Linked DNA regions of Homo sapiens: region 2 is linked to region 1. The links are chromatin contacts, found by Hi-C or POLR2A ChIA-PET in ENCODE. All regions are on one chromosome and are shown on one strand. Each heading gives the region's core, a stretch centred on a gene start or an enhancer-like site at or near the end of the contact. The rest is flanking DNA. Distances are from core to core; before and after follow the strand shown. Region 1 has its middle 30 kb from the start of AKIRIN2. Region 2 has its middle 29 kb from the start of AKIRIN2.

Region 1 (4,479 bases), core at 728-3,227:
AATGATGCATATGAGCACCAGATAAAATTGTCAGTGTTTAGAAACTATTACTTTGAACAACACTCATACAGCAAGATGCTTTTTACACTGTAAGGTACAGAGGAACTGGCCTCACACAGACCAGCAGATTCATATATAAGGCACAGATTCACTGAGTAGAGTAAGTAGCCATGCCTTACTTTTCCTCTGCTGGGCACTAAGTTGAATTTATCCAACATAAACGCATGTCATGCCCTGAACCACTTTGACTTTCCTCACTAAAGATTATGTAAGAAAGTAGCAGGATGGCAACTGCCCTATTTTCTTTTTCGAGACAGAATTTCACTCTGTCACCCAGAGTGCAGTGACACGATTTGGGCTCACTGCAACCTCTGCCTCCTGGGTTCAAGCCATTCTCCTGCCTCGGCCTCCCAAGTAGCTGGGACCACAGGTGTGTGCCACCACGCCCAGCTAATTTTTGTATTTTTAGTAGAGATGGGGTTTTGCCATGTTGGCCAGGCTGGTCTTGAACTCCTGGGCTCAAGCGATCCACCCACCTAGGCTTCCCAAAGTGCTGGGATTACAGGCATGAACCACCGTGCCCAGTCGAAAACTGCCCTATTTTCACAATGAATACACAAAAGAGCTATAAAATTAAAACATGAAGCTCCTTTGTGGTAATCATTAATGGAGCACAAAACCCTCAAGACAGCCTATGAAATGCCAGTTCAATTCTGTGTCCATTCTGTAATTCAGGAAACCTCTACCAAAATATCTTACAAAGGAAGTATTCTGCCTTACTAAATCTTTCATTTAATGAAATACTGATCTGAAAACCCTGAATCGAAGTAGGGTGAAATACATTCAAAAAGTACCAAGCATGTGCCATGTGCCAGGCACTGTATGCCAGTGAGCAAAGAACCCTGCCTTCACTGCGTTTAGCACAGGAAGTAAAACAAAGAAAGCAGCAGGGCAGAGCACCAGGATGTCAGGCTGCAATTTTAAAGAGTGGTCAGAGCAGGCTTCATTGAGATGACGTTTGTGCAAAAAGTCAAAAGTGGTGAAAAAATTTTCCATGAAGTTTTGTGGGAGAAGAGCATGCTAGGCAGACACTAGCAGTAACAAAAATCCTATGCTGGAAAAACAGCAAAAGTGGCCAATGTGGACAAGGTAGAGTGAGCAGGAGGAATTCAATAGGAATTGAATGAGGTGGGGTAGAGTGCAGGTAATTTAGGGCTCCACAGACCTTTGTGAAGTTTTACTTTTACTTAGGAAGCCATCTAAACAAGACTTAGACTTTTAAAGGATCAGTCTGGTTGCTATGAGAGTAGAATAGGATGGGTGAGAGGAGACAAAATGAGGCAAAACAAAGACCGGTTAGGAAACCACAGAAATAATCCAAGCAAGCTATGATAGTGTCTTGGATTAGGGTAATAGCAGTAGAGATGTTAATATTTTAAGGTGGAACTAAGATCAGATGAAGGATGTGAGGAGTGCAAGACCATTTCTGCCTAGAAACAAAGAATGGAGTGGCCATTAAGTGATTGAGGATGACTGAGAGGAAAAATTTCAGAGGCAAAAGTAAGTTTTAGACGTAAATTTCGAGGTGTCTACTAGATACCTAACTGAAGATGTCACATGAAGACGTTAATATAATCTGATGTCCTTATGATGAGATCACCAAGATGAGTACTAAGAGAGGAGGCAAGCAGCCCAAGGTCAAGCTCGGGGGCACACCTATGTTTTAGCAAAATGCAGGGAAATGAAGATTGGGCCAACAGCAAGACAGAGAAGGAGCAGCCAGTAAAGGAGAAACGTCAAAGCAAGTGTAGTATTTTGCAAGCCAACTGAAGAGTGCTTCAAGGTCAAATGCTGGCTGCTGATTAGATTTAACAATGTGGAAATCTTTGCTGCCTTTTACTAAGAGTAACAGAGAGGAGACGAACTCTAATCACCTATCAGATGACCTAACCAAGTGTCCAAACTTAACAGCCTGGAAAAGCCGTAACTGTTGTGATGCAATATGGAGACCATAGCATCACCTTGCACTCTTGCACAACAAGTTTAACCCGAAACTTGCGAAAACTTTAGACCTTTCAGTTTACAGAAAGTTCAAAGGGATATCAGAAGTTAAAATTAATGACAGTACAAAGAAAAACTCAACAAGACAACAGGCCTAGTATTTCCAGAAAGTAGGAATCTTAATTGAATCGTGTTTGGGGGATGAGGGTAGCTATTTAAAAAAGAGACACATGGAAAAATCTGAAATAAGGACTCGATGTTAAATTAGGGAAGTATTTTAAGTGGGAAAGTCAACTTTTCTGTTTGAATTTCTTTTCCTAATAAAACAAGTTGGTGAAAAAAAAGGAAGGGGTAATAAACTGGAGGAAGTTTAGAAAACTGAGTTTTGCTTTTATAAAGGGGAGCACTAAAATAATCACTAGCAAGGGATATAGGATCAAAAGATTTTTTAATAACATGCTTATTATGCTTTTGGAAATGATTTAGTAGAGAAAGAAAATAGATGCAGTAGAGAGAGGAGAGGACTGCTGGAGCTGTATCTTTGCCTGAGACATAGGTTTGCATCTCGTGCTCCTTACCTGGGGCAAATGCAGGAGCAAGAGAATTGTGGGAGCCATGTATCCATGAGTAGACATAGACTATTCGGGTGCTTTTGTAGAATATTCATTTAATACCAATTACTGTAAGAGTTTGAAAGGAGTAAAGAGAACCCAAACAGGGCAAAAACAAGTCATTTCCAACCCTAGCTGCTTAAATCACCTAGGCAGCATATTAAACAGATTCCAAAAGTTCTCCCCTCCCACCAATTGTCTAAAGCAGTCTCTGGGGATAGGTAGAGCCTGAGAACCTTCTACCATTTTCTTTAGGGTCGTGTCAAGTGCTTGCCATAGGCCAAAGACAGCTTTAGTAGTTTAAACCTCCAATATTTATTTTTCTCAGATTGCCTATTTTTCCAAAAGTACAAACGCTTATACCTATGTGCACTTGTTAAAGATTTACTAAACACATCATAGTACAGTACTGTATCAGTACTGCCTTTTACTGGAAGAATAAGATGACTATTAACACAATTCTGTAGATACTTATTACAAGCAATTTCAGGGATTTGGGGAATTCAGAATCCCTAGGTAGCTAAAATAATCTATTGAAATCATGTGTGGTTGGTTATTTGGACTAATCAACTACCGGACCCATCTAAAGTCAGAGTAGCCCATAAGCTAGGACTTTTGCATAAGTGATAATGCAGAAATTTGGCTGTGGAGCAAAAAAAAAAAATTTTTTTTTTTTTTTTTTTTTTTTGAGACAGAGTCTCACTCTGTCACCCAGACTGGAGTGCAGTGGCATGATCTCAGCTCACTGCAACCTCTGCCTCCTGAGTTCAAGCGATTCTCGTGCTTCAGCCTCCCAAGTAGCTGGGACTACAGGCTATCCTGCTAACCAGTGGTTCTTAGCTGGGAACTGTTTTGTCCCTCAGGGACATTTGGCAATGTCTGCAAACACTTTGGTTATCACAATTGTGGGAGGGGGTTTAACTGGCCTCTAGTGGTAGAGGCCAGAGATGTGGCTAAATATCCTATAATGCACAGCAATAGCCACCACGACAAAGAATGATCTGGCCCAAACTGCCAGTAGTGCTGAAGTTGAGAATCTCTGTTCTAGACCATTAAAAGGGGGTAGAATTGGCCAGGCGCAGTGGCTCACGCCTGTAATCACAGCACTTTGGGAGGCTGAGGCAGGCAGATCATGAGGTCAAGAGATCGAGACCATCCTGGCCAACATGGTGAAACCCCGTCTCTACTAAAAATACAAAAATTAGCTGGGCGTGGTGGTGCATGCCGGTAGTCCCAGCTACTCGGGAGGCTGAGGCAGGAGAATCACTTGAACCCGGGAGGCGGAGGTTACAGTGAGCCGAGATGGCAGCACTGCACTCCAGCCTGGTGACAGAGCAAGACTCCATCTCAAAAAAAAAAAGTAGGGGGGAAGGGCATAGAATCATGCACCTTATTGCTACCCTGTGCTATACCAATGTTTCTCAACCACTAATTGGCATATAAATTGCCTGGGCACCTTGTGAAACCACTTTCTAGGCTTGTTTTAAACAGAGAATTGGTGAAATGTAATTACCAAAGCTAAAAATAAAAGAGGTCTGGCTGGGCGCAGTGGCTCACGCCAGCATTTTGGAAGGCCGAGGTGGGCAGATCACCTGAGGTCAGGAGTTCGAGACCAGCCTGGCCAAAATGGTGAAACCCTGTCTCTACTAAAAATACAAAAAATTAGCCGGGTGTGGTGGCACATTCCTGTAATGCCAGCAACTCAGGAGGCTGAGGCAGGAGAATCGCTTGAACCTGGGAGGCAGAGATTGCAGTGAGCCGAGATCGTGCCACTGCACTCCAGCTTGGGCAACAAGAGCAAAACTCTATCTCAAAAAAAAAAAAAAAAAAAAAAATTCCTTTTTCTTCTAACTTGGTCAGTTATAAA
Region 2 (4,633 bases), core at 2,095-4,594, 61 kb after region 1:
CCCAGCTTTGTCATTTGGCATCTGTCCACCTGAATTTATTTTAACAGTTCCAGCTTATGGTTCATAAAAGATCATAAACCAATATTATGTCCACAGATTGAGTTCTGCATATAGCATTTAAACATCTCTTCTCTAGAAAAATTACAAAAAATGCCTTAGAGTTCTGTAGGTACAAGATTTTCATTGTTTTTTTGTTTTTTTTTTGTTTTGTTTTGTTTTGTTTTTTGATTCAGTTTTATGATGTCTTTTGGAAACATGGTTTGCCCCTTGTATAGTGAACCCTTGTACATTTTTCAAAAGTCATCAAAGGACAAAGAAAGGAAAAACTGGTGAATGTGACAGAGGCACCCAGCAATGTTCTGAGGGACAGATTTCACAAGCTGCCCAAGTGGCCCAAAAGAATTTACAGGGAAGGCAGGTAAGCCCTTTAAGTTTGATTTCAAGTTGAAGATGCATTCTGGGGAGCTTTGACCATGGAAAAGGTATCTGAGGGTCTCAGTTTACTCTTCGTATCTGTAGCTGAACCTTAGATGAGAAAAGAGACAAATCTTGAGGATGTGGTAGGCAGGCAAGCTACATGAGGAGGAATAGCAGGAGATGTGGAGGAGAAACGTGACTCAGGATGTACTTGGAAGATAGATGGCTTTCAGGGAGATGGTTCCTTCATCAATGCCTGTTTCCATCACTGTCATGCAGTGTCTACCCTCTCTTATATTTTCTCACAACCAGTTTTACAAAACATCCAGAGGGAACTGACACAGCGTGTCTTTGCCAGAATACCTTCTTACACGTCTTCTTCCCCTACACCCCAGAGTTTCATATACATAAAAACATGGAACTAAGCACCATGTTTTTATGTATATGAAATCGATTGTCAGATCATTTAGCAGTGGTTATATTGAAAGTGGAGAGTGAAAAAAAGAGGTAGTGAGGGAAAAAGATATTGAATCTATCCAATCATCTTTGTAGGATATAAGAAGTCTCATGGTACAGGTATAGTCAATGTGAAACCTTAACAATGCATTAATTATAAAGCTCAAGCAGTTCTGAGATAAGATGATTTTGGTTTATGGGGATACAATAAATTTGAGTCTGCAGCATATGAAAGAATTTTCCCAGATATTGCGCTTTCTTTTTCATTTTTCTCATTTTAATCAATAGAATGTAAGGATAAAGTACAAAATGTATGGAAAGAATAAAACTTTCCTGCGTCCTCCTGACTATAAAAAGGTGAGTGAATCATCTGCTTAAACACCAACCCAGTCATTTTATCTCCTGTGTCCTTGAATGAGAAGCTGGGCTGGGCACCCCTCCAGCTGGTAAGAGGATCTTTGAGTCGCATGATAGAAGGGAGAAGTCTGAACCTGCAGCTCTCTCTTTCTCTTCCCTCTGGTTTCTGGCAGGCTTTCTGCGCAGAGACCATCCTCTGTCATGATTGTGCACACACATTTCCAGTGCAGGTCCCCTTTGCCCCATTACTGTTCTGATCAGAACCCTGAGCCTGTGTGGAGATGCCTGTAAGGACAGGCAGGTCTGGCTCATTACAAAGAAACAGGATCTTTAGGCTTCCTGGGAATGGTTCACACAGTTGGGTGGGCTCTGAGATCAAGGTGTCTGCATGATTCCTGGAAAGAGATGCAGAGTAGGCATCCCTAACCTGGGCCAGGTGCCTCAAATCATAAGATTTTAGGACAGGAATTGTGTGCTCTGGTTCTTGAGAAGAACCAGAAGAGTGAGAAAGGATGCAGTGATGCACACCAACACCTCCACAAGGGAAACACGTGAATGTGCCTGTCCTTAGGACAGGGCTTAGCCGGGCCCCCCGCGCAAAAGAAGTTCAGCAGCATGGGTAGTGGAAATCAGACAAGCAGCCCTGCCCTGCATGACAGACAGCCCAGGCTCTCCATCAGAAGCTGCAAAAGTCCTAATCACTTTCCCCACAAAGTGGACATGGAAGTCCTTCTTTTTTTTTTTTTTTTTTTTACTTTTTCTTTTTCAAATTATTCTTTCTTTTTTGAGACAGGGTCACACTCTGTGGCCCAGGCTGGAGTGCAGTGGTGCAATCATGGCTTACTGTAGCCTTGACCTCCTGGACTCAGGTGATCCTCCTACCTCAGCCTCCTGAGTGGCTGGGACTACAGGTGTGCATCACCATGCCCAGCTTTTTTTTTTGTATTTTTTAGTAGAAATGAGGTTTCACCATGTTGCCCAGGCTGGTGTCAAACTTATGGGCTCAAGTAATCCACCCACCTCATCCTCCCAAACTACTGCTGGGATTACAGGTGTGAGCCACCTTGCATTTTCTTTTTTGCCTTTTTTTTTTTTTTTTTTTTTTTTTGAGATAGGGTCTCACTCTGTCGCCCAGGCTACAGTGCAGTAGCATGATTTCAGCTCACTGCAGCCTCAGCCTCCTGGGTCTAAGTGATCCTCCCACCTCAGCAGCCTGGTATCTAGGACCATAGGTGTGTGTCACCATGCCCGGCTAATTTTTTTTATTTTTTTGTAATGACAGGGATCTCCTTGTGTTGCCCAGGTTGGTCTCACACTCCTCAGCTCAAGCGATCATCTCACTTTGGCCTCCCAAAGTGCTAGGATTCAGGGATGAGCCCACTGCACCTGGCCGAAGTCCTTTCTACTTCAGATTTCCATCATGGGTAACTGTGAAATCAGAAAGGAATTGAAATGAAGAAAACTCTGTGGCTTCCTTGGTGAAGTAAACCAGTTTGGGCTAGAGAGAGGTGAGCAGCCAATGTTACAGTAGGAACAATACTTCCTGTATCCTCTTCTGAATCATTGCGTAATAGGTTTCTGACATGTAGAAAGCCCTGAAGAAACATAGCAGGGAAGGAAGTGAATGAGCCAACTGCATTGGCTCAGTGCCCGCGGAACACCCTACTTCAAGGATAAAATTGCACCTCTGCTGCCAACAGTTCAGGCAAGGGAACCTAGACAAATAATGCTTGGAATTCAACAGAAGAACAAGCCAAAAGAGGTCTAGGCATTTTAAAAAATGACTTCTAAGATTGCTCTTTTGCTTGGCTTGTTTGCGTGCTTGCTTTAGTTCAGGTGATGAGAATAGAGAGTAAATAACCCACCTCCTTATTCTAAGTAGCATCTGTTTAAATGACACAGAGGGATGTCATCCAGGTAAAAGGGTGTGGAGCCCTGCTACCTCATACTTCCCTCCTGGCTAAATGAAAAGCCAAGGGCTGCTATAAAAAGTAATTTGTGTCCAACTCTTTGGGGAGGGAAGTATTCTCATACTGAAAATGTCATACTCCAAATTTTAACCTAGTGCTCTTTCCTGCTCTTGCTCATAAAGTGATTCACATGACTTTTAGTAGCTTTAGCTTCTTCAGAATGGAGGAACAAGCAACCAGTGATCACCTGATGGAATTACACAACATGGTTTATTTTGGAGAAAACAGAAGTCAGAGTGAGGATCATTTATTTCATCAGCTTCATAATCACAAAAGTTACCCAGGCTAAAAATGATCTTTAGTCACTCTGCCTTTTATGCATCCCCCTCTGGCTTCCAAAGTCTCATACTTAATTTTTTTTTTTTTTGAAAGCTACTTTTAACTTAAAAATTCAGGCTGGGTGCTGTGGCTCACACCTGTAATCCCAGCACTTTGAGAGGCCAAGGCGTCCGGATCACCCGAGGTTGGGAGTTCGAGACCAGCCTGACCAACATGGAGAATCCCTGTCTCTACTAAAAATACAAAGTTAGCCAGGCGTGGTGGCACATGCCTGTAATCCCAGCTACTTGGGAGGCTGAGGCAGGAGAATTGCTTGAACCCGGGAGGCAGAGGGTGCGGTGAGCTGAGATCATGCCAGGCACTCCAGCCTGGGCAACAAGAGCGAATCTCTGTCTCAAAAAAAAAAAAAAAAAAAAAATCAGCTAGGCACAGTGGCTCACACTTGTAATCCCAACACTTTGGGAGGCTGAGGCAGGAGGACCACTTGAGGCCAGAAGTTCAAGACCAGCCTGGGCAACACAGCAAGACCCCATCTCTACAAAAAATTTAAAAACAGCTCTACAAGAAATTTTAAAAATTAGCTGGGTGTGGTGGTGTGAGTCTGTAGCCCTAGCTACTTGGGAGGCTGAGGTGTGAGGATTGCTTGAGCCTAGAAGTTCAAGGCTATAGTGACCTACAAATGTGCCACTGAACTTCAGCCTGGGTGACAGAGCAAGACCTTATCTCCAAAATAAAAATGAAAATAAATAGGGCCAGGCGTGGTGGCTCACACCTGTAATCCCAGCACTTTGGGAGGCCAAGGCAGGTGGGTCACTTGAGGCCAAGAGTTCAAGACCAGCCTGGCCAACATGGTGAAACCCCATCTCTACTAAAAATACAAAACTTAACAGGGTGTGGTGGCACGTGCCTGTAATCCCAGCTACTCATGAGGCTGAGGCAGGAGAATCGCTTGAACCCGGGAGGCAGAGGTTGTAGTGAGCCAAGATTGTGCCACTGCACTCCAGCCTGGGTGTCAGAGCAAGACTTGGTCTCAAAAAATAAAATAAAATAAATAAAAATTATTTCTTCTGCCCTTACTTCTGTGTCACTTTTCTCCTCACTTAATTCTTTCCATTATTCAATAATAGAAATAGGATAGCACAAGGAGTTGAGGG

The links. Hi-C counts contacts between places; a loop is a spot of excess contacts on that map. ChIA-PET counts read pairs that join two places held with the same protein, here RNA polymerase II (POLR2A). Pooled maps may share reads with other maps.
Region 2: a map of gastrocnemius medialis shows a loop between it and region 1 (7-fold over the local background). The contact joins two enhancer-like sites. A Hi-C loop is called at or near these places in 2 of 168 maps with a recorded cell type or tissue (astrocyte of the cerebellum and gastrocnemius medialis), 1 of 37 single-sample maps with no recorded cell type and 7 of 50 pooled maps. POLR2A ChIA-PET finds 5 or more read pairs at or near these places in 9 of 52 experiments (HepG2, PC-3, PC-9 and 6 more).

The regions. Positions count from the first base shown.
Region 1 is chr6:87,669,879-87,674,357 of GRCh38, forward strand. It overlaps a transcript of ORC3 not described here. Among named protein-coding and RNA genes, the nearest start is that of AKIRIN2, 30 kb to the right of the region's middle. RefSeq lists a silencer at 2,680-2,880. Within about 2 kb of position 1,978, at least 3 of the 41 ENCODE cell types and tissues checked have a DNase peak (open chromatin) inside an H3K27ac peak, as active enhancers do; they include gastrocnemius medialis, where a contact is called at or near this core.
Region 2 is chr6:87,729,192-87,733,824 of GRCh38, forward strand. No RefSeq gene overlaps it. Among named protein-coding and RNA genes, the nearest start is that of AKIRIN2, 29 kb to the left of the region's middle. RefSeq lists an enhancer at 2,567-2,716. Within about 2 kb of position 3,345, at least 29 of the 41 ENCODE cell types and tissues checked have a DNase peak (open chromatin) inside an H3K27ac peak, as active enhancers do; they include gastrocnemius medialis, where a contact is called at or near this core.